Regions from separate parts of the Homo sapiens genome. Here region 2 is linked to region 1. A link is a loop called in an ENCODE intact Hi-C map of the cell type or tissue named here. Cell type or tissue: OCI-LY7. All regions are shown on one strand. Each heading gives the region's core, and the rest is flanking DNA. Links, peaks and the distances in the headings are about the cores only. Region 1 has its middle 32 kb from the start of ZNF774. Region 2 overlaps CRTC3 (CREB regulated transcription coactivator 3).

Evidence for each region. Peaks named below come from ENCODE experiments on the same cell type or tissue, not always from the same donor. Only the 100,000 strongest peaks of a DNase experiment are listed, where the experiment ranks them.
Region 2: it touches region 1 in a loop (3-fold over the local background); 3 of 110 quality-filtered maps call a loop at or near these places.

Annotation. Positions count from the first base shown.
Region 1 is chr15:90,314,570-90,326,725 of GRCh38, reverse strand. No RefSeq gene overlaps it. Among named protein-coding and RNA genes, the nearest start is that of ZNF774, 32 kb to the left of the region's middle. RefSeq lists an enhancer at 6,563-6,672. In OCI-LY7, for the core only: CTCF peaks have their summits at 6,336 and 6,537 (motif pointing left); a DNase peak (open chromatin) is centred at 6,515.
Region 2 is chr15:90,643,320-90,655,184 of GRCh38, reverse strand. CRTC3 (CREB regulated transcription coactivator 3) reads right to left here. Exons shown (of 15, transcript NM_022769.5): 15 at 9,840-11,865. The region is part of intron 2 of CRTC3-AS1 (CRTC3 antisense RNA 1); the gene reads left to right. Among named protein-coding and RNA genes, the nearest start is that of LINC01585, 11 kb to the left of the region's middle. RefSeq lists enhancers at 1-124, 385-584 and a silencer at 8,398-8,581. In OCI-LY7, for the core only: CTCF peaks have their summits at 6,726 and 6,944 (motif pointing left); a DNase peak (open chromatin) is centred at 6,934.

The DNA.
Region 1 (12,156 bases), core at 2,577-10,576:
TGCACTCCAGCCTGGGTGACAGAGCAAGACCTTGTTTCAAAAAAAAAAAAAAAGGAAGAAATGATTACAACCATCGATTAGTCATTAGTGCCATGCCTTAGCTGAGAACTTCTTCTCTGGGCCATTCTGCAGCCCTCTGGAATGGCTTTAGGACCTGGCTACCAGGCTCCCCTTATCCCAGTGTCTTGCTCTCATCCTCAGTGGCTTCAGCATACTTATTTATTTTATTATTTTTTTTGGTGGGGGGACGGAGTTTCGCTATTGTCGCCCAGGCTGGAGTCCAATGGCACGATCTCAGCTTGCTGCAACCTCCGTGTCCCGGGTTCAAGTGATTCTCCTGCCTCAGCCCCCTGAGTAGTTGGGATTATAGGTGCCCGCCACACACCCAGCTAATTTTTTGTATTTTTAGTAGAGATGGGGTTTCACCACGTTGGCCAGGCTGGTCTAGAACTCCTGACCTCAAGTGATCCACCTGCCGTGGCCTCCTGAAGTGCTGGGATTACAGGTGTGAGCCACCGTGCCCGGCCTCATCCTTATTAATTACAGCACCACCACCTGTGCTCATGGTCCCTTTACCTCCTCTGCTCCAGTAACCTCGAAAGGCCAGCCACATCACAGAGCTGCTTCCATTTCAGCCTCTCAACTCCATCTCTCCTTTTCCCTTAGAATAACTGGGGCTGCCCATTATCCTTGCCACAGCCTCCTCTGCTTCCTTGCTTATTGTTCCTTTTCTACCTCCTCCCTCAGTCTGGACTCCACGGTCGGCTCTTCAACCATGTTCCTGCTAGTGGCTTACGGTTCCTGTTCTCCAACTTTCTAATCTACCTACTGTGTCATCCCCAAGCAGGGGATTCCCTGCCATCTACTTCTGCAACTCTCAGGCTGGCAGAAGTGGCCTCCATGCTGCCCAGTCAGAAGGGCCTGTGTGGCCAACACAGCTGCCGCCCCAGTTCCATCCTTCATTCTCTTTCCTTCCAGTTGTCCAGGCCTTGCCATCTGACTGGCCTGGAGAGTAGGGAAGAGATGGGGAAAACAAAGGAGGGGTGCAAACATCTGGAGCTCAGTGCCCTGGTCTGCTCAGCCTGGGGGAGATTCTCCTCCCTCCTCTTCCTCCCCTGCTCTGTTCCTTCACCTTCTTCCGCCTTGAGGACTCCCTGATTCCCTTATATATCCATGAAAACTTTTACATCACTAAATAAATTGCCTTTTTTTTTTTAAATGAAGTCTCTCTCTGTTGCCCAGGCTGAAGGGCAGTGGCATGATCTCGGCTCACTGCAACCTCCGCCTCTTGGGTTCAAGTGATTCTCCCACCTCAACCTCCCGAGTAGCTGGGATTACAGGCGTGCGCTACCATGCCTGGTTGACTTTTTTTTTTTTTTTTTTTTTTTGGATTTTTAGTAGAAACAGGGTTTTACCATGTTGGCCAGTCTGGTCTCAAACTCTTGACCTCAAGAGATCTGCCCACCTGGGCCTCCCAAAGTGCTGGGATTACAGGTGTGAGCCACCATGCCCCAGTGAAATTGCTTAATTTCACAAACATTTTGAGAGTCAACTGGGAACTGTCAACCTAGAAGGAAGCTGAAGCAAAATTAATATAAGTAGAGAATTTATCTGGGGCTGGGCATAGTGGTACACTCCTGTAATCGAGGATTCTGGGAGGCTGAGTTGGGAGGATTGCTTGCCAGGAGTTTGAGAACAGCCTGGGCAGCATAGTGAAACCCCATCTGTACAAAAAATTTAAAAATTAGCCAGGCATGGTGGCTCATGTCTGTAGTCCCAGCTACTCAGGAGGCTGAAGCAGGAGGATTGCTTGAGCCCAGGAGTTCGAGGTTATGGTGAGCTAAGATCCTGCCACTGCACTCCAGTCTGGGCAACAGGAGCAAGACCTTTTCTCTTAAAAAAAAATAAATAACAATAGTAAGACAGAGGATCTATTTGGGCCAAGCTAGATATTGCAAACTGGGAGCATAGAGTCAAGTTACCCTCAGTATACATCCTGATTAGCAGCAGTTGTGAGGCAGGAGGCAGGCCTGTACTCCAGGCCAGATTGAAGACTAGCTGAAACAGGGAAGAGGGGAAAGCACCTCTCCATAACACATGCCCACCAGTGCCATGTCAGTTTACCAGTGCCCTGGCAACACCCAGAAGTTACTGCCCCTTTCCATGGCAACAACCTGGGAGTTATACCCTTTTCCTAGAAATTTCTGAAAAACCCATCCCTTAATTTGCATGTAATTAAAAGTGGGTATAAATATGACTGTGGAACTGCCCCTTAGCTGCTACTCTCCACACACTGACTATGGGCTAGCTCTTCCTGCAGGAGCAGTTACAGAGCGGTAACACTGCTGCCTCAATAAAACTGGTTTTGGTGGCGGGGCGTGGTGGCTCACACCTGTAATCCCAGCACTTTGGGAGGCCGAGGTGGGTGAATCACCTGAGGTCAGGAGTTCAAGACAAGCCTGACCAACATGGTGAAAATACAAAATACAAAAATTACTAAATTATTATTATTACTAAAAATAATAGCCTCCCAAGTAGCTGGGATTACAGGCATGCACCACCACCCCCTGCTAATTTTGTCTTTTTAGTAGAGACGGGGATTTCACCATGTTGTCACCTTGGTCTCGAACTCCTGACCTCAAGTTGTCCACCTCACCTTGGCCTCCCAGAGTGCTAGGATTATAGGCGTGAGCCACCGCGCACAGTCAAGAAACCTCTTTTCTACAAATAAATAAATAAAAAATTAGCCAGGTGTTGTGGTGCCCATCTGTAGTCCCAGCTACTCAGAAGGCTGAGGTGGGAGGATCGCTTGAGCCCAGGAGGTCAAGGCTGCACTGGGCTGTGATCATGCCACTGCACTCCAGCCTGGGAAACAAAGCAGGACCCTTTCTTAAAAAAAAAAAAAAAGGATTTGCATTAGTCAGATAAAAATTATTATTTTTTTCATAACTTTTTATTTTAGAAATGAGTGGAAAAAGTGCTCGCCCTTCAGGAACTCCCCAGTAGCTCACTGCCTCCAGTAGTTTTAGGGTCTTGAGAAGGGGCTAAAGTGAGGTGGAGAAAACCACAAATAGACTATAGTGCATGGACCCTACGTTGTTTTATCGGAAATTTGGAAATGTACATGAATATATTTCTTTCTTGTTTTTTTGAGACAGAGTCTCACCCTGTTGCCCAGGCTAGAGTGCAATGGCACGATCTCGGCTCACTGCACCCTCTGCCCCCCGGGTTCAAACGATTCTCCTGCCTCAGCCTCCCGAGTAGCTGGGATTACAGGCGCCCACCACCACACCCAACTAATTTTTGTATTTTTAGTAGGGAAGGGGTTTCACCATGTTGGCCAGGCTGGTCTCGAACTCCTGACCTCGTGATCTGCCTGCCTTGCCCTCTCGAAGTGCTGGGATTACAAAAGTGAGCCACTGCGCCCCGCCCATTCCTTTACTTTCTTAATAAACTTGGTTTCACTTTATGGACTCACCCTGAATTCTTTCTTGAGCGAGATCCAAGAACCCTCTCTTGGGGTCTGGACTGGGACCCCTTTCCGGTAACACTCAACTTGAGGGTTGGTAAGAATTTACTGACAACAGTACAGGTTTTATTACCATAGAAAGAAGGAACGTTGCAGAAAAGTGCAGTGGGGCACGTCAGCAAGAGCACTGAGCCACTGCGGTGGTCTTTTCCTTAGGGATATTTATGGACCTAAAGCAGGAGATGAAGGGTAACTTGCACGATAAATGATTACATTTTTAGACATTTTGTTGCCTTGATGTTAGCAAGGGTTGAACAATGAGTTTCGGCATGCATGCATTCTGGGGATGTACAGAAATCCTAGTTACTCACACATTTTAAGTTGAAAAGAGGCCTGGAACCAAGTGTCTTTAGATAATAGGAAAGTCTAATTACTTCTAAATTCCTCAGATAAGGAGTTTTTGTCTCTGGAGCCTGCTGGATGGTCACCAGGGGATTTTGCTTGCTTTATTTATTTACTGACAGTGTCTTGCTCTGTTGCCAAGGCTGGAGTGCAGTGGCATGATCATAGCTCACTGCAGCCTCTACCTCCTGGGCTCAAGCAATCCTGCCGCCCCAGCCTCCCAAGTGGCTGAGACTACAGGTGCAGAACACCAAGCCTAGCTACTTTTTAAATGTTTTTGTAGAGACAGGGTCCCCGTATGTTGCTCAGGTCGGTGTCGAACTCCTGGGCTCAAGTTATCCACTCACTTCAGCCTCCCAAAATCCTCTACTTGCTTCTTTTTTTTTTTTTTTTTGAGATGGAGTCTCACTTTGTCGCCCAGGCTGGAGTGCAGTGGCACAATCTTGGTTCACTGCAACCTCTGCCTCCCGGGTTCAGGCGATTCTCCTGCCTCAGCCTCCCAAGGAGTTGGGACTACAGGTGCGTGCCACCATGCCCGGCTAATTTTTGTATTTTTACTAGAAATGGGGTTTTGCCATGTTAACAGGCCAGGCTGGTCTTGAACTCCTGATCTCAGGTGATCCACCCGCCTCAGCCTCCCAAAGTGCTGGGATTACAGGCGTGAGCCACTAAGCCCAGCAGTCCTTTACTTTCTTATTAAATGTGCTTTCTCTTCATTCTGTTGGCTTGCTCTTGAATTCCTTCTTGTGCAAAGCCAAGAACCCACGTGGCCTCCCAGGTTGACTGAATCCCAAAATTGGGGGTTCAGCCTGTGACAAAAATATTCATAAAACTATAAATTAAGCAATATATTTATTGAGAAAACACTTATAACAATATAGCAGACAATAGATTGGTATCTTCAATAAATAAAGGGGTCATACAAATGGATTTTAAAATTAAGATCCCAATAAATAAATGAGTAAAAGGGCCAGACATGATGGCTCATGCCTGTAATCCCAGTACTTTGGGAAGCCAAGACAGGAGGACCCCTTGAGCCCAGAAGTTGGAGGCTGCAGTGAGCTATGATTTTGCCACTATGTTCCAGCCTGGGAGCAGAGCAAGACTCCGTCTCTAAGTAAATAAATAAGTAAAAACTGCTAACAATTTATAAAAAACAGAAATACAAATTTTAAAATGTTAATTTATACTAGTAATTAATTGATTTTTTTTTTAAGATGATAATTTTGTTCTTGTTGCCCAGCGTGGAGTGCAATCGCGGGATCTCAGCTCACTGCAGCCTCCACCTCCCAGGTTCAAGTGATTCTCCTGCCTCAGCCTCCCGAGTAGCTGGGATTATAGGCACATGCCATCACGCCCGGCTAATTTTTTTTAATTTTTAGTAGAGACGGGGTTTCACCATGTTGGCCAGGCTGGTCTCGAACTCCAGACCTCAGGTGATCCTCCTACCTTGGCCTCCCCAAGGTGCTGGAATTACAGGCGTGACCCACCACGTCCAGCCTAATTGCAAATTAAAACATCTTTTTTACCAGTGCACTGATAAGAGAGATTTATAAAATTGTTTTCATTACTTTTGATTAGGGTGCAATTAGGTGTGCATTCCTTATGGTACTTGGTGTTGATAGTACACAATGATGCAAGCTTTCTAGGAAGTTTTTTGCAGCATGAATAAAAAGACTTGCAAATGTTTTTGACTCAGTAATTTCAATACTAGGTCTCTTATAAGGAAATAATCAGAAATATATATAAAAATATATAAGAATAGTCAATACAGCAAAAAACAAAATGATCAGTGTCTAAAAATAAGAAAATTATTACAAAATTACAATAGAACCCTATCATGAAAAAAGATCATTCAACCACTGCAAATAATGCTTATGAAGAATTTACAACGACATGGGAAAATACTCAACATACATTGCAGTACATGAAAAATCAGGACATGGACCTATATGTTTTATGTTTGCAACCATATAAAAATATGTGTACAATATATTCATATGTAGCAGATACTCTGCTGAAGATGTAACTTGTGAGTTTTATTTTCACTGCTTTTCCAAAGAATGCCAGAAAGTCTGCCCCCGGGTAGCTGACTCCCCACGGAGCTCCCCTTCCTCTAGGGAAAGTAAAAGGAATTTAGCTGTTTTAAGGGCTGGTCCTCCAACTGGAGACAATCAGGCTCTATTGTCAGAGAAGGTAGGGAACCCTTGACCTACCTTTATGTATGAAAGGCACACCAAGGATGCCTAAAAACCAATTGGAAGTCGCTCTTCGGGGAAGTTTGTAGCTCTATGGTCCGGGAAGGAATTAGAACAAGCCCATTTGGGAATGATAGTAGAGGAGTTAAAATTTTAAAAAGTAAAAATAGAACAAGCCCAGTCTGGTTTAAGGGTTGAAAACACCTGGGCAAGAAAGAAAAAGTTGTTATTGTCTGGAATGGGTGTTCCTCTGAGCCAGTCCTGACATAGTGCTGGGGCTGGCGGCGGGCTTGCGGGGCGAGGCTTTGCGGGGGCCTGAAAGGGCTGGGTACTATGAAGCCCTGGGAACTGGTAAGGACTCTGGATTAGCTAGTGCGGGGACAGAGGAAATTCTTCCTCTCTGGCCAGCAGTTACCGCCTTGGTGGGAACGCGCAGGAGCAGCGAAGAGTGACACCTTGTGGTGGTTAAGAGCAAGGGCAGAAACAGCCACAGACCACCGCTAGGGACTCCTGGGCTCCGCTCCAAAGGGTATGAATGTCCACAGGACTCCTTTGTGCATGACATATGCCTCAGGTTCCTGGGCAATCCCAGAGAAGGAGTAGCTCTAAGAAGGAGGTAATTGGCTAAGTCAGTAGTTAAAGGATAGAGCTAGTTTTTAGAAAAAGTTTTAAATGCATCTTGATTGTTATGGTACAGCTGGCCACTGCTGGGGCTCAGAAAACAATAGCCTAAAATGAGAACCTCAGCAGCAGCTTCGTAAGCAAACGTTTTCCTCTGACTTTCTCTTCCATGCCTTTCTCTCAGTACCATTCTCCCCTGCGGTTACCCATAGAAATCAGAGTCCCTTTTCCCTATAGTCAGCCATAAAACTTAAAAATGCTACTCTAGGCCGGGTGTAGTGGCTCACACCTGTAATCCCAACACTTTCGGGAAGCCGAGGTGGGCAGATGACATGAGGTCAGGAGTTCGAGACCAGCCTGGCCAACGTGGTAAAACCCCATCTCTACTAAAAATACAAAAATTAGCTGAGTGTGGTGGCGTGTGCCTGTAGTCCCAGCTACTTGGGAAGCTGAGGAAGGAGAATCGCTTGAACCCAGGAGACAGAGGTTGCAGTCAGCCGAGATCGCGCCACCGCACTCCAGCCTGGGTGACGGAGTGAGACTCCATCTCAAAAAAACAAAACAAAAAAATGACTCTAATTTCCCCTCCACCTTTCTGTGTCAAACTGCCCATAAAGAAACTAACTGGGCCGGCTACAGTGGCTCAGGCCTATAATACCAGCACTTTGGGAGGCTGAGGCGGGCAGATGACACAAGGTCAGGAGTTTGAGACCAGCCTGGCCAACGTGGTAAAACCCCATCTCTACTAAAAATACAAAAATTAGCCAGCCATGGTGGCGTGTGCCTATAGTCCCAGCTACTCGGGAGGCTGAGGTGGGAGAATGGCTTGAATCTAGGAGGTGGAGGTTGCAATGAGCCGAGACCATGCCACTGCACACTAGCCTGGGTGACAGAGCGAGACTCTGTCTCAAATAAAAACAAAACAAAAAAATTATCTAGGTGGGTGCAGTGGCTCATGCTTGTAATCCCAGCACTTTGGGAGGCAGAGGCAAAGGTTTAATTGAGCTCAGGAGTTCAAGACCAGCCTGGGCAATATAGGGAGACCCCCTGTCTTTACAAAAATAGAAATTAAAAAATTTGCCTGGTGTGGCGGTGCACCCCTGTGGTTCCAGCTACTTGGGAGGCTGAGGTGGGAGGATTACTTTAGCCCAGAAGGCTGAGGCTGCAGTATGCCGTGATCACGACACTGTACTCCAGCCTGGTGACAGAGCAAGACCCAGTCTCAAGAAAAAAAAATTATCTGACTTAACTTGTTTGACTGTAGATCATAAGACCTCCATTCCCGGCAGGTCCCTGCCCCTCACCCAGAAGGAAGGAATGCTGCAGAGAAAGTCCAAGAATCTGGAGAGACAGGCTGGGCTGGGTTTCCCCACTCAGTCTATTAGCAGTAGACCATATTCTTTCTGTCCATATATATATATATTTTATTTTATTTTATTTATTTTTTTATTTTTATTTTTTTTTGAGATGGAGTCTTGCTCTGATGCCCATGCTGGAGTGCAGTGGCACAATCTCAGCTCACTGCAACCTCTGCCTTCCAGGTTCAAGCGATTCTCCTGCCTCAGTCTCCCTAATAGCTGGGATTACAGGCACATGCCACCACACCCAGCTAATTTTTGTATTTTTAGTAGAGATGGAGTTTCGCCATGGATAGAGGTATTTTAACTGGGGTGAGATATATCTCATTGTAGTTTTGCTATGCATTTCCATTATGAGTAATGAGATGGAGGATATTTTCATAACTGTTGGCCATTTGTACGTCTTTTTTTTTTTTTTTTTTTGTCTGAGATGGGGTCTTGCTCTGTCACCCAGGCTGGAGTGCAATGGCATGATCTCAGCTCACTGCAACCTTCGCCTCCCGGGTTCAAGTGATTCTCCTGCCTCAGCATCCCAAGTAGCTGGGATTACGGGTGCCCACTACCATGCCCAGCTAATTTTTTTGTGTTTTTAGTAGAGACAGGGTTTCACCATGTTGGCCAGGCTGGTCTTGAACTCCTGACCTCAGGTGATCCGCCCCCCTCAGCCTCCCAAAGCATTGGGATTACAAGCGTGAGCCACCGCGCCTGGCCCAATCATATTTTTACATGGCTCTCCATACTTTGTTAAACCTAAGCATAAAAATGGACAATTCCACCTGTATCTTTGAATCTTCATTAATTGTATACTTGTTAAATAAATCTGTGTGCTTTTTCTCTTATTAACCTGTCTTTTCCAAGTTGATTTTTCAGGGAAACTTCAGAAGGCCAAGAAGAACTTATCCTCTTGGCCTCTACACCATACGCATATACATTAAAAAAAAAAGGGGCCAGGTGTGGTGGCACATGCCTGTAATCCCAGCACTTTGGGAGGCCGAGGCGGGTGGATCACCTGAGGTCAGGATTTCGAGACCAGCCTGGCCAACATGGCAAAACCCCATCTCTATTAAATTAAAAATACAAAAATTAGCCCTGCTACTCGGGAGGCTGAGGCAGGAGAATTGCTTGAACCCAGGAGGTGGAGGTTACAGTGAGCCGAGATCGTGCCGCTGGACTCCAGCCTGGGCAACAGAGTGAGACTATGTCTCCAGTAAATTAATTAATTAATTAATTAAAGTATGTAGAAATCAACCTCATTTTTTTTAAATGGCTGAATAGAATTCCAAGGTATAGATGTTCCATATGTTTTAAAGCTAGGCCTCTGTCCACAAACATTTAAATAATTTGGTTGTTTTTCTGTTTTTGGTTATAAATATTGCTGTAATAAACATTCTTGTACATATATTGGCATATTTTTGTGATTACATCTACAAGATATATTCCAATTTATACTAAAACCAACAGTGTGAAAGTGAATTATTTTCTTACCAACACCATTGTGAATTATTACACTTAAAAAAATTTGCCCATACCCAATACTATAGGATAAATATTATGTGTGCGTACATATATACATACATATATATATATATATATGCTTTCATTTGCATTTTAAAAATTATTAATGGGCTGGGCGTGGTGGCTCACGCCTGTAATCCTAACACTTTGGGAGGCCGAGGCGGGTGGATCACTTGAGGTCAGGGGTTTGAGATCAGCCTGTCCAACATGGTTAAACCCTGTCTGTACTAAAAAAAAAAAACAAAAAATTAGCCAGGCTTGAGGATTGCTTGCACCCACGAGCTGGAGGTTGCAGTGAGCCGAGATCATGCGACTGCACTCCAGCCTGGGTGACAGAGTGAGGCTCTGTCTCAAAAAAAAAAAAAGATTAATGGCTTGGCATGTGGTGGCTCACACCTGTAATCCTAACATTTTGGGAGGCTGAGGTGGGAGGATCGCTTGAGGCCAGGACTTTAAGACCAGCCTGGGCAACATAGCAAGAACTTGTCTCTACAAAAAATAAAAATATTAGCTGGGTGTAGGGCATGCACCTGTAGTCCCAGCTACTTGAGAGGCTGAGGCTGGAAGATCACTTGTGCCAGGAATTTGAGGTTTCAGTGAGCTGAGATGGCACCACTGCACTCCAGCCTGGGCAACAGAGCAAGACTCCGTCTTGGAAAAAAAAAAAAAATTCAAGTTGCCTGTGTGTATATGAAGCGAATCAAACACACAGTAGTAAAAGCCCACTAAGGGAACAGTAAAAGCCCATTAAGGGAACAGTCTCTGGCACCAGACCATTCCCTGAGGATGTTTCCATCTCCAGGCCATGTGGCTCGGTAAATCTCATAGTTAGTGGCTTTAATATTTGTAATAGGTGTAGCTTGGGAGCAGCAGTCTGGTTTGACAAGCCGGTTAGGGAACTTAAAGCCACTTTTGCTTGCCAAGAGTCACTGCTTTTACTGAAGGTTACAAGATTTTTTTTTCTTTCCAATAGTCAACTAATTATTTTAGGGATAATTTTCTTCCTATAAACCAAACAGCCAGGGGGCTACGAATATATATGCATGTATACATGCGTGTATGTATTTAAATTTTTTCCCTGCCTTGTTTTTCCTTCCAATCTTTATAATTAGTCTTTACTTGTAATAGCTTGGGGGGCATTGAAGATTACAGAGAGAAATCCCCGCTAAAACATACCCTGTCCCAAGCCACCCCAGCACCGCTCTTGTCTCTGTGTCTTGGCAAGGACCACCCCACACTGGGGCTGCCTCTGAGTCATTTTGTGCAGCCTGGAGCACCTCTGTGTCCTCCCACAAGTATTCTTGAATAGTGCAGTTCAGAATAGGGCGTGGGAACTGGCCAGAGGTTGTAAATCCATTCTCCTTCCTCCTCTTGGCAAGAAGGGGCTGGAACAGGGCCTGGGTTATCCAGTCCTGGAGAAGTTCAGGCCAGCACAGGAGAACTAAGAGAAAAGCCAGCATCCACCAAGGAGGAACACAAGGTCCAAAGCCTAAAGCTAAAGGGTCTCCCTCTGTCACACTTAATGCAAACCATTAATACAAATCCCAAGTGATACTGGCCTTGGGGGGATGAAAAAAATCCATTCTAAAAAAAAAAAAATTCCTGCTGTAGCTTTTCTTTTTCCATGGGCATGCGTCATGTGATACTTGATTTCACAATTATTCACTGACACTTTCTTGGACTGAATTTCACTCCTCCCTCTTTTAAGTCAACACTTCCCTGATCCCATTCCCCAGTGTCTCTGTCTGGGCATTTTTTTTTTTTTTTTTTTTTGAGACAGAGTGTCGCTCTGTCACCCAGGCTGGAGTGCAGTGGCGTGATCTCAGCTCACTGCAACCTCTGCCTCCCAGGTTCAAGCAATTCTCCTGCCTCAGTCTCCCAAGTAGCTGGGATTACAGGTGTGCACCACTATGCCCGACAAATTTTTTTTTTTTTTTTTTTTTTTTTTTAAGACAGAGTCTTGCTCTGTCACCCAGGCTGGAGTGCAGTGGCGTGATCTCAGCTCACTGTAAGCTCTGCCTCCCGGGTTCACGCCATTCTCCTGCCTCAGCCTCCCGACTAGCTGGGACTACAGGTGCCTGCCATCATGCCCAGCTAATTTCTTTTGTATTTTTAGTAGAGACGGGGTTTCACCGTGTTAGCCAGGATGGTCTCGATCTCCTGACCTCGTGATCCATCCGCCTTGGCCTCCCAAAGTGCTGGGATTACAGGTGTGAGCCACCGCACCCAGCCATTTTTTTGTATTTTTAGTAGAGATGGGGTTTCACCACATTGGCCAGGCTGGTCTCGAACTCCTGACCTTGTGATCCACCAACCTCGGCCTCCCAAAGTGCTGGGATAACAGGTGTGAGCCATTGTGCCTGGTCTGTTTTTTCGTTTTTTTGTTTTTTTTTTAATTAGAGACGAGGTCTTGCTATGTTGTCCAGGCTGGTCTCAAACGCCTGACTTCAGGTGATCCACCCGCCTCAGCCTCCCAAAGTGCTGGGATTACAGGCATGAGCCACTGTACCCAGCCTGGCATTCTTAAGATGAGCACCCCTTTAGCCTTTTCCTTAGGCCAGTCTTACAATATCCTACAACACTGTCCAATGGT
Region 2 (11,865 bases), core at 3,866-11,865, 330 kb before region 1:
TGACTACCACGCCGACCTCTTGGAAATGGGCTGGCGTTTCAAAGATTTGAAGAAGTCCTTCAGTGCAGACATGTCTTCACTGTTTCTCCAGTAGCCAGTGCCCCAGGCTGGTCTGAACACTGAGGTGTGCACCCCTTCTCAGCATTATGCAGAATCAGCGCTTTCCATGCCTTGCTGGGGGGCATGCTGGCTTTCAGGAAAGGGCATCACTTTCAGGGAAGCGATGAGAGGGTATTGTCTACAGTGGCTAGAGATGCATGAAGGGGTCACGGTCACATAGGAAGCTCCTCAGAGCTGGGCCAGGGACAGGAAGTGACACATTTCACCAGCCCCCACTGCTACCACCCGCTCCAAAAGAGAAGGCAGAGCCAGCACTAGGAGCCTGGATGGGAGGCCAAGAGCCTGGATTCCAGGCCAGGATCCCAGATGGGAGTCCAGGAGCCCTGATGGGAGGCCAGGAGCCCAGATGTGAGGCCAGGGGCCCAGATTCAAGGCCAGGAGCCTGGATGGGAGGCCAGGAGCCCAGATGTGAGGCCAGGAGCCTGGCTGGGAGCCCAGGAGCCCAGGTGGGAGGCCAGGAGCCCAGATGTGAGGCCAGGAGCCCTCATGGGAGGCCAGGAGCCCAGATGTGAGGCCAGGAGCCCAGCTGGGAGCCCAGGAGCCCAGCTGGGAGCCCAGGAGCCCAGATGTGAGGCCAGGAGCCCTCATGGGAGGCCAGGAGCCCAGATGGAAGCCCAGGAGCCCGGCTGGGAGCTCAGGAGCCCGGGTGGGAGGCCAGGAGCCCGGGTGGGAGGCCAGGAGCCCAGATGCGAGGCCAGGAGCTCGGATTTGAGGTCAGGAGCCCGAATGGAAGGCCAGGAGCCCTGATGGGAGGCCAGGAGCCTTGATGGGCGGCCAGGAGCCTTGATGGGAGGCCAGGAGCCCGGATGGAAGTCCAGGAGCCTGGATGTGAGCCCAGGAGCTTTTACCTGGGAGCACCAGGGAGAACAGTGGCCACTTTCCTGGCCAAGCTAGTACATGACAACAGGGAGAAGAACCTCGCAAGTACAGGTAGGGGTTGGCGTCAGGGAGAAAAACGAGCTCTTTGTCAAAATATAAACAAAGAGCCCTGGAGTAACGGAAATCCTGGAGGTCTGCTCTGGGAAGTGCCCAGGTATCCAGGGTCAACCAGGGCTGCCTCATTAACACAGTGTGGAACTGCCCCGGGAGAGTGAGCCCTGAATGCCAGAATTCTGGGACAGTGAGGGACAGCTGTCAGCTGGGTTTCCCAAACTCTGCCCACCAACATCTTGCTATGATAATGTAGGCTCTACCTAGCCTTAAAATTTGTCAGCCAAACAAGACCCTTTTGAAGACCACTTGAGCCCAGGAGGCAGAGACTGCAGTGAGCTAAGATCGCGCCACTGCACTCCAGCCTGGGTGCAGCGACCAGGGTGCAGAGCGAGACCCCGTCTCAAAAAAACAAAACAAAAACAAACAAATGAACAAACAAAAAACACCTCAAACCAGGACCCTTTTGAGGATGAAAGGAGGCACCATTAATAATCGTGCCAGGACAACAGACAATCAACAGGGACACAGGGCCGTGTGCATAGGAACGAGGCCTAGAGGCAGTGCTACTTAAGAGCCAAGTGCATGGGCCCTGGAGTTACAGAGACCTGGGTTCAAATGTGATCTCCACCCTTCCTAGCTGTGACGATGGGGCAAGGCAGTGGCCTCTCTGTGCCTCAGTCTCCTTATCTATCAAATGGGAATGGTGGTGCCTATCTCATGGGGTGTGCTTGCCCCTTGGAAGCAGTTCCTAAATGTTAGCTATCATTTTCCTTACTGTTCTTTCTATAAAATGGGTTCTTTATTGCTAGAAATCATAAATAAAACAAGCAGGTTTGTTGAGAAGGACAAAGCCCATACTCTGAAAGGGGCATTGAACAGTTTTCTGAACACAGAGGGTTCCTGCCCAGGCCTCCGCCCCCCTCTCTGATGGGTCTGGCCAGGGCACCAACACCCATCCTCAATCTTCTCAGGACACCAGCTCTGCAGCCCAGGAGTCCCCAGGACTAACCTGATATGATTCCTATCCTCACCTGCTCAAAGCCTGGCTTGTTTAAAGTACGGGATCCTCCTCAGCTGGCTTCTATATAAGCGCTGCTTCCCTCTAACAACCTCTGCAACCTCCCAGAGACCGTCTTACTGGCTGCAAACGAAGCCACGCAAGCTGTGGCTGCCGGGCCCCTCTCCTTCCAAAAGCCAGGCCAGTGTAACCCGGTCCCCATGTCATGCTGGCTGGGTCAGTGTTCTCTCCTAGGAATCTGAAGCTTGAATGGGGGAGAAACAGGAGTCCAGGAGTCGCTGCAAATGAGCCATATGGACAGTCATGGGAACCAAAGCTCAGGGCTTTTGAACTTTCTTGCCCAAACTTGCAGGTAAGTCCTGGAAACAGAGACCTTTGCCTCTCCATCCAGACTGGGCCTTCCGGAAACAGAGACCTTTGCCTCTCCACCCGGACTGGGCTGTCCTGGAAAGGTACAGATGGAAAGGATGAAAAGAATGGCATTGGCCGGGTGTGGTGGCTCACACCTGTAATCACTTTGGGAGGCCAAGGCGGGCAGATTACTTGAGGCCGGGAAGTCAAGCCTGGCCAACAGGGCGAAACCCTGACTCTACTAAAAATACAAAAATTAGCTGGGTGTTGGGGTACGTGCTGGTAATTCCAGTTACTTGGGAAGCAGAGGTTGCAGTGAGCCAAGATCATGCCACTGCATTCCAGCCTGGGCAGCAGAGCAAGACCTTGTTTCCAAAAAAAAGAATGACATTGGCTGCCATTTAATTGGGTGCTGGGGAGTCAGAATCGAATCAGACGTAGTCCTTATGTCACGTTTCTTATAGACCAGTGGGAAGGCAAACGCTCTACCACAAAATCAGCTCTACAGTTAAAACAGTAAAGCTGGCCAGGCATGGTGGCTCACGCCTGTAATCCCAGCACTTTGGGAGGCCGAGGTGGGTGGATCACGAGGTCAGGAGATTGAGACCATCCTGGCTAACATGGTGAAACCCTGTCTCTACTAAAAGTACCAAAAAAAAAAAAAAAAAATTAGCCAGGCGTGGTGGCGGGCGCCTGTAGTCCCAGCTACTCGGGAGGCTGAGGAAGGAGAATGGCGTGAACCTGGGAGGTGGAACTTGCGGTGAGCTGAGATTGCACTACTGCACTCCAGCCTGGGTGGCAGAGCGAGACTCAGTCTCAAAAAAAAAAAAAAAAAAAAAAAAAGTAAAGCCGTGGAAATCAAGTGCAACTCAAGCACAAAGGGAAATGAACAGAGGTGGTGTATCAGTCAACTGTTGTCACATATATGCTGTGTAACAAATGGCCATAATTCAGTGGCTTACTACTCTCAGCGTTTATCTTTGGCTCACGTGTCTGTAGATTTCTGGGGCAGCCCTGCCGATTTCAGCCGGACCTGGCTAGATGGCTCCTGGGCATGGGTTTGGTTAAGGTCTGTCCTGTCTCTCATTCTTCTGGGACCAATGGGCTACCCAGGGAGTAGCTGTGCTAGTGGCAATGGCAGAAGCACAAGAGGGTGAGCCGTGTCACCGAGCCCATGTCAAGGTGCAAGGGCCTGAACCCAGTGGGCCGGGCTCCAAGGCCTCCTGACCCCATGTCAAGGCTTTGCTGTTTGGTCGTATCTCCAGCATGTCACCGGCCAAAGCAAATCACGTAGCCGAGCCCGAGGGCAAAGGGGCTTGGGGGCAGCTGGCAAGGCCTGCCATTAGGTCTGCGGGTGCCTGTTTTCTGGGCTTGGGGGTCAAGTAGATGGGAGACACCTAGACGGATGGGAAATCTTTTTAAAAATGGGGGGGTAGAGCCTAGAGATCCCACAGTAGGAGGGGAGGGAAGTAAATATTTGCAAATGAGAATCCAAACCTCACAGAAGGCTTCACAGAGGAGGTGTCACTTGACCTAGGCCTGGAAGGAGAAGTTAGATTTTTCTAAGTGAAGATGGGTGTTGCACGGTGAGCAGGTGTATGCAAACCTAATCCCAAAGGCCGAGGGAGCTGAGAGGCTGAACACAGAGGCTGACAAATCCAGTTGCTTAGGAACATTTAATAGGGACTTAGAAACAAAAGCCATGTCTCGGGCAGCCAGGAGATGGTGGATCCCCACATTGTTGCCCCCCCGAGACCCAGGGCATATATACCATAGGGTTATGATAACATATTTATAGTGTTTACAGCACCACAGTTTTATGATACAGATTTACAGTGTTTATAATAACATATTTACAGTAAGTGTGTGCTCTTAACAGTAGATAAAAGTAGAAATCTTAAAGGCATTCCTGGAAGTGGGGTTAATCAGAAGTCAACATGACGCATTAGCACCCAGGAGGGAGTTGCTTTGGCCTCCAAGGTGGGATAGGGCACAGCTGTCAAAGGGTTGATGGGGAGGAGGCATTGAGGTCCCGCAGCCTGGCATGTCCTTTCCTTGAACACAGTACTTGGGACCCCACCCCAGTCATTTTATTTCCAAATTCTAAAACTTCAACTCTGTGTCACCAGATACAAGTTCAAGACACAGTGGTTTTTAGCAAGTCATCGTAATGGAGGGTACAGTGCTTTGTCCCTTTCCTGTAAATTCCATCGAGCCTGAGTCAGTTATATAGCCCACTCACTCCCATTTCAGAGTTCAGTCTCCAACCTTGCAGTCCAGCAGTGACATCCCTGTGACTGTGACCAACTCAGACCTTGAAAAGACTCCTTGATGACAAAGTCAAGGTAGCCATGAGGTGAAGGAAAATAACCCAAGAATGGAAAAACCCATTCTAGAAGGACAGGCGGTGGAACAGGGAATCCATACACACACAACAGGCCAAACAATGGTGGGAACGATGGTTACAGGACAGGATGTAAGTAGTATAAACCTTGACAATGTAAAAACACGAACTCACAAAATTTGGGAGGGGGAAGGAGCTAGGAAGTGGTGGTGAGCTCATTTCCTTATCCTAAATCGTAGGTTGTCAAGAGATGCCATCTATAGTTGAAACATGCTGAAAGAATGAATCCAGCTGCTTAATATTTTTCTTTCCTTTAGAGAAATAATTTAGAACCAGAAGAAGCAGCGTCATTATTTGCAGCTTGGTAATTTCTTTAGTTACATTTAAGTTGCCTTTTGTTCTGTTAAATTTAAGTATGGCACTTTTTCTAAAAAGAGTATGTATTGTATGAGCCCATTTTGGTTAAAAAAACTCCTTTGAATATGTGCGTAGAGAGATGTCTCCATCCATGTTTCCTGGGTGTCAGCCATGATTATTTCTGGGGTGCTGGATTTCCGGACCACTTGAAATTTTTGTTTTTGGTACTCTTCGGTGTTACTTGAATTTCTTATAATGAGCATGCACTATTTTTATCAGAGCAAAGCTTTTTTAAAAAATTAAAATACATGTCTGGAAAAGAGAGAGAGAAAAAAAAAACACGTGTTCCTTTGCCAGGCTTCTATCTCACTGGGATCCGTGGGGACCCTTCCCAGAGGGGCTGCTCAGAGCCCACCTCTGCAGGGTGAAGGGTGCGATTCATTTCCGCACCCCTCACCCTGGTGATGGGCGTAGTCGGGGGCCGGGGGTGCACAGGGGAGGGAAACTTGTGAGCAGATCCTGAAGGATGCACTTTGGAGCCCTGGGTTCTGGGCTGGTGAGGTCAGGAGGCCTTGATGTGAGGCCCACTGGGTCCAGGCTTTGTGCCTTCACTGTTTAGTTGGGTGACAGAGCCTCTATGGGCCTGTTTCCTCTTCTGTAAACTCAAGAAGTCATCCTTGGCTAGGGGCAGTGGTTCACGCCTGTAATCCCGGCACTTTGGGAGGCCGAGGCAGGTGGATCACCCGAGGTCAAGAGTTTGAGACCAGCCTGGCCAACATGGTGAAACGCTATCTCTACGAAAAATACAAAAATCAGCCAGGTGTGCTGGCACATGCCTGTAATCCCAGCTACTCGGGAGGCTGAGGCAGGAGAATCACTTGAACGCGGGAGGCGGAGGTTGCAGTGAGCGAAGATCACACCACTGCACTCCAGCCTGGGCGACGGAACGAGACTCTGTCTCGGAAAAAAAAAAAAAAAAAAAAAAGAAGTCCTCCATGCCCTGCCTCGTTTTCAGGTTGATGTGAGGGATGTGTGTGGTGCTGTCACAGGGTTCAGCCTGGGAGGCCACATGGATTCCTGGCTTCATGCAGGAATTCAAAAGTAAGCTGACAAAGTGATAGCAAGTTTATTAAGAAAGTAAATGAATAAAAAAGGGGCTACCCCAGCAGCACGGGCTGCTCGACTCAGTAGACTTATGGTTATTTCTTGATCATACGGTAAATAAGGAGTGGATTATTTATGAGTTTTCCAGGAATGGGGTGGGAATTTCCTGGAACTGAGGGTTCCTCTTCCTTTTCGACCATATAGGGTAATTTCCGTACGTTGCCATGGCACTTGTGAACTGTCACGCGCTGCTGGGAGTGTCTTTTAGCAACTAATGTATTATAGTTAGTGAATAATGAACAGTGAGGACAACCAGAGGTCACTTTCGTCATCATCTTGGTTTTGGCGGGTTCTGGCAGTTTCTTTATTGCATCCTGTTTTATCAGTGTGATCTTTGTGATCTGTATCTTGTGCCTATCTCCTGTCTCCTCCTGTGACTTTGAATGCCTAACCTCCGGGGAATGCAGCCCAGCAGGTCTCAGCCTCATTTTACCCACAGCCCCTGTTCAAGATGGAGTCACTCTGGTTTGAATGCTTCTGACGGTGCAGTGTCTGGTAGTCTGGGTGGTCACTAAGGATACTTATTACTCCATATCATACAATTCAATTCTAGCCAACACCACTGCCAGCCCAGTTCAAGGGCTAAAGTTGAGGGGGTCCGGGGCTCTCTGTCCTGTTCTGGGTCCTAAGAGCCACTCTTATAGTTGCAGCTCCACCTAGTGTCCACATGAGGACATAGCAGCATATAGCTGGTTTATTGTAAACCCCAATTTCCATACCTGCCTACCATACAGCTTTATTAGGTAAAATGGACCAAAAAGATCTTTTTTTATTTTTATTTTTAATTTTTTTTGAGACAGAGTCTCGCTCTGTCACCCAGGTTGGAGTGCAGTGGTGTGATCTCTGCTCACTGCAACCTCTGCCTGCTGGGTTCAAGCAATTCTCCTGCCTCAGCCTCCCCAGTAGCTGGAATGACAGACGCCCACCCGGATAATTTTTGTATTTTTGGTAGAGATGGGGTTTCACCATGTTGTCTAGGCTGGTCTCGAACTCCTGACCTCAGGTGATCCTCCGGCTTCAGCCTCCCAAAGTGCTGGGATTACAGTCATGAGCCACTGTGCCTGGCCCAAAATAAGATCTAAAATCATTCCTTCCAGATCGAAAATTTAGTATTTCAAAACAAGTATACAAATTCAGTACTTTTCAAGATTAAAGTATCCTGTGTTTGAAAAGATGGCACAGGAGGAGGGGTGAGGAGAAGGAGGGGTGTGGAGGAGGAGGGGTGAGGAGGAGGAGGGGTGAGGAGGAGGGGTGTGGAGGATGAGGAGGGGTGTGAAGGGGGAGGGGGAGGGGTGTGAAGGGGGAGGGATGTGGAGCAGGAGGGTTGAGGAGGAGGGATGTGGAGAGGAGAAGGGGTGAGGAGGAGGGGGGTGAGGCGGAGGAGGGGTGTGGAGGATGAGGAGGGGTGTGGAGGAGGAGGGGTGAGGGAGGTGTGAGGCGGAGGAGGGGTGTGGAGGAGGAGGGGTGTGGTGGAGGAGAAGGGGTGAGGGGGAGGGGTGTGGAGGAGGATTGTGGAGGAGGAGGGGTGTGGAGGAGGATTGAGGAGGAGGGGTGTGGAGGAGGATTGTGGAGGAGGAGGGGTGTGGAGGAGGATTGTGGAGGAGGAGGGGTGTGGAGGAGGATTGAGGAGGAGGGGTGTGGAGGAGGATTGAGGAGGAGGGGTGTGGAGGAGGATTGTGGAGGAGGAGGGGTGTGGAGGAGGATTGTGGAGGAGCAGTGGGTGTAGAGGTGGAGGAGGGCTGTGGAATTTGGAGGGGTGTGGAGGAGAAGGAGGGCTTTGGAGGAGGGGTTGGAGGAGGAGGGGTGTGGAATAAGAGGAGGATTGTGGAGGAGGAGGGGTGAGGAGGAGGGTTGAGGAGGAGGAGGATTGTAGAGGGGGAGTGGGTGTGGAGGAGTTGGGGTGTGCAGGAGGAGGAGAGGTGAGGAAGAGGAGGTGTTTGGAGGACACCTGGTCTCCAGCTCCATGGCGGTGATGGGGGCTGAGCTCCAAGAGAAGGAAGCTGCTGTCAACAGTTCGGAAGAATTTGCGGATTTTTCGAGCCCCTACTGTGTGCCAGGTGCTGGGGAAGTGGCATACAAGTAAACATGCCCCTGTGCTTGCAGAGTTTGGAGCCCTGTGGGGAAGCTGGATGTCAATTGCAGGTGGACCCGGATCTCCAGAAAACAAGGGGTGGGGTGGGCATGAGCACTGGCTGATAGGCAGGTGGGGAGAGGGCTAAGTATGAGGGTCGTCTGCTTGGAGGGCTGGAGAAGTTGGTTTGGGAGGTCGATGGAAAGAAGATGATGGTGGAGGGGGAGGATGATAGGAGACAGGCATGGCCTGGGTGGTAGAATATGCAGAAAAGCCTTACTGGAGCCAGAGAGGATTTCGGAGGGGAGAGAGTGGCCAAAGGGTCAGGATGCGGCTGACATCAGAGGGCCTTGGACAGAGGCAGGAGAGTAGGGAATCCTGGAGGGCTCCCTGGGGCTGCGGGCAGAAGGAGGCTGAGCAGGAGTGCTCCTCCAGGAGAGGCAGGACACAGGGCTGTGGCATGAGGGGTAGCCGGCGGGGAAAGGAGAGTTTTCTGTTTGTTCTGAGGAAGGAGACTGGGCATCTTCACAGGCTGATGGGGAGGTGCCATCAGAGAGGGCTAAGTAGAAGGCCCTAGAACATCAGCAAGTCCTTGCGGAAGGTCAGGTTGACGTGGAAACAGGACCTCGTAAGGCATAGGGACGCTGGGGAAGGCGCGACGGGCCATGGGACGGAATGGGGAGCAGCTGGGACACGGCGGGAGCTGGCCCAGGTGGCCTGGATGGGAGGCAAGAAGGCCTCATGTGGTCTGATGAGCCTTGAGGAGAGGAGGGCGTGGGTGCCCCACGTGGCAGGAGAGGGCTGGGTCAGCACAGCCTGGAAGTGCTGGTTCTTCCCGCAGGGCTCCCAGCAACAGAAAGCTCAGCCCGAGTGACGTGGTGGCAGGTCTTGAGGAGGAAGAGTGGCGTGGTGGCAGGAGAAGGGGCCTGGGGGTGCCACGGAGGCCACGAGCCAGGTGGGCCCGGGCAGAAGCAAGGGAAGCTAGGAGAGGACGGGCAGGCTGAGAAGAGGGGACACGGAAGAATTCTCAGTGCGGTCAAAGAACAGGGTGTGTGTAGACCAGAGTGGAAATGGGGGCTCAGGAAGTTAAAGTCAGAAACAGGATTTCCAGGTAGGATTTCAGGAGACAGTCACCTTTATGACAAGTGCTAGATGTGGCTGTTCGCGTTGAACCCTGCTGGGATGGGGGTCTGGGGAAGGGACAGGGCTAGAGGCCAACCCAGGACAGAGTATCTGGTGGAGGAAGGGCCGTGGGCAGGGGTGTGGAGCGGGTGCTGGCTGTGGGGGCAGGAGACCCAGCTGCCTCCAGCTAAGGGAACTGAGTGCCCCTTCACGTATCACAAGAAGGCCTGACCCACAGCTGGTACAGGGCCTGCCTTGCCAAGGCTCCAAATCCTAGCTGCAGGCTGAGCCGTGCAGGAGGCGGTGAGATTAAGGCTCCCCACCAACCCCTCACCCAAGTGAAGAAAAACACCACCAAATGCAGAGACAACCTCATTGTGATGCTTTTAATTACAAAAGATGTAAAATGATGCATTATAAAACTTGGAAGCAACTTTATACAAATTCCAATTTTTAAATATGGTTGAACAGGGTGCCCTGGGGGTTAGGACACTGGCAGGAAGTCTGATTAGTTGCTGGGATGGTCCCATCCATGAAGCACTGGACACATGCTGGGAACCATCTGTGCATAAATCAGAAGAGCCAACAAGAGTGGGAACAGGAAAGGTCTGCAAATACGCATATGGACTTGAAGATACAACACCAGCTCAGGTAATATACAGCAGGCGGAGGAGAAATGAAACAGGAGAAACAGGACAAAGGAGAATTCATGACATGATCAAGAAACCCCTTCTCCTAACCCCCTATGTCCTAAAACCCACAACCATACAGAAAGAAAAAATGGAAATGCAGACAGGTTTTTAGTTCTATGCTGTTTAACTGCTGTAAGTGAGAGTAGTACAATGGTCGATTTCTTGTGACAAAACTAAATAATGAAAAATAGTTTACTCTGAAGTATGCAGCTGCTTCAAATGCTGAGGACCACAACTGGTTTTGTTACAAAGGCCGCAGTGAGTGCAGGCTCACGTGCTGTGGGCCAGGGCGACCCTGCCCGTGGTGAGTCCTCCACACCTTCTAGGCAGAGTGGGTTGTACGATGCCCAAAACCTTTCACAAGAAAAGATCGGACTCACTCATAGACCTAAGGACAAATTGAATTCAGTGCTAAACCATATTGCCCCCAGTGTACACCCCCAATAAATCACTTCCCCGGAGGTCTGTTTTCACAAGTCACCTGGAGAACGCCTTTGGGGCAGTAGGGTTCACTGTGTAGGTCTTGGGGTCTCTGTTGCCAGGCAGGGTGGCTGCTGTGCAGACAAACTGAACTGGGACCCGGATATGACGATACCCATGGGTAAGGCACTATGTGAAGAGTGACTATGCTGAGACCTCTGTTTTATAAAAACACAATTCTTGAAACATCAGCACCATCGCCTGTTGAGAGTGAGATCAGGTTTGGAAGCCCTTTGACACAGGAGCTGGTTTCTTTTGGCACATGGGGTGCTGGGTAGCATTGCGACTGAAGGCTCTTTAACAAAAAGCCACCCCCTCTGAGATCTTGAGCACAAAGGGATCTGAAAGTGTAACTGGGAACAGGGCAGGCCAGCAGGCCCTTCCTGAGCTGGAAATCAGGCGAGGAGGACTCTGGTTTGATTTCCCAATTCCACAGCAAAGATTTGGGGCAAATGTGAAACAGGAATACTTGGATTCCAGAGGAAGGTGGAGGGGCACCCCATGAGGGTTATTTTAAAGATGAGAGGCAAGGTCAGAAGATAGAAATGGAATGAGGTCGGGAGAGGCTAACCAGCCCAGGGTCTTGTGACCACGACTCCTTTTACATAAGGGACAGGTGTGCCAGATTCAGACCCTCATTGTACAGCCTTGCTCCTCTGGGTGGAACAGTCCAGCAACCCTCAGTACACTCCAGGGTCTCCTGGAAGGGCAATGGCTGTCCAAGCAAAGGTCCTGGCATCTTCCGTCTCTCCTTCAGGGTTCTCCTCCTCTCCACCCTGTCCTCTCACAGCCTAGACCCCCCCCTCCCCCTGCAGTGCTCTGCCCCCTTCAAACCTACTGGCATCACCCAAGTTAGAGGAGGCAGGCGGTGGTGGAAATCTGGCCCATCTATTTTATGAGAAGGTATTGATGACTAATGATGCTTCCATGAATTAGGCCTTCGTTTTACTATAAACTATTTTTTCAACCTCAAAGAATGAATCTCTACTTGAAGCAATTTAGAGCCAAACGTGGATCTGAGAAGGAAGATCTTCCTGGGTGGGGCCCAGCCAGGATGCTCAGGGCACTCACCTGCTCAGCCCTTCCGGATGTACTCAGAAGACAGCTCCCACCCACCCGCGTGGAGCACAGCCCAAGGAGAATGCAGTGCCCGGCTTCACTGTGATTTGGTCACCTAGTGTTAAAAGCATATTAAAGTGCATGCTTCACCATA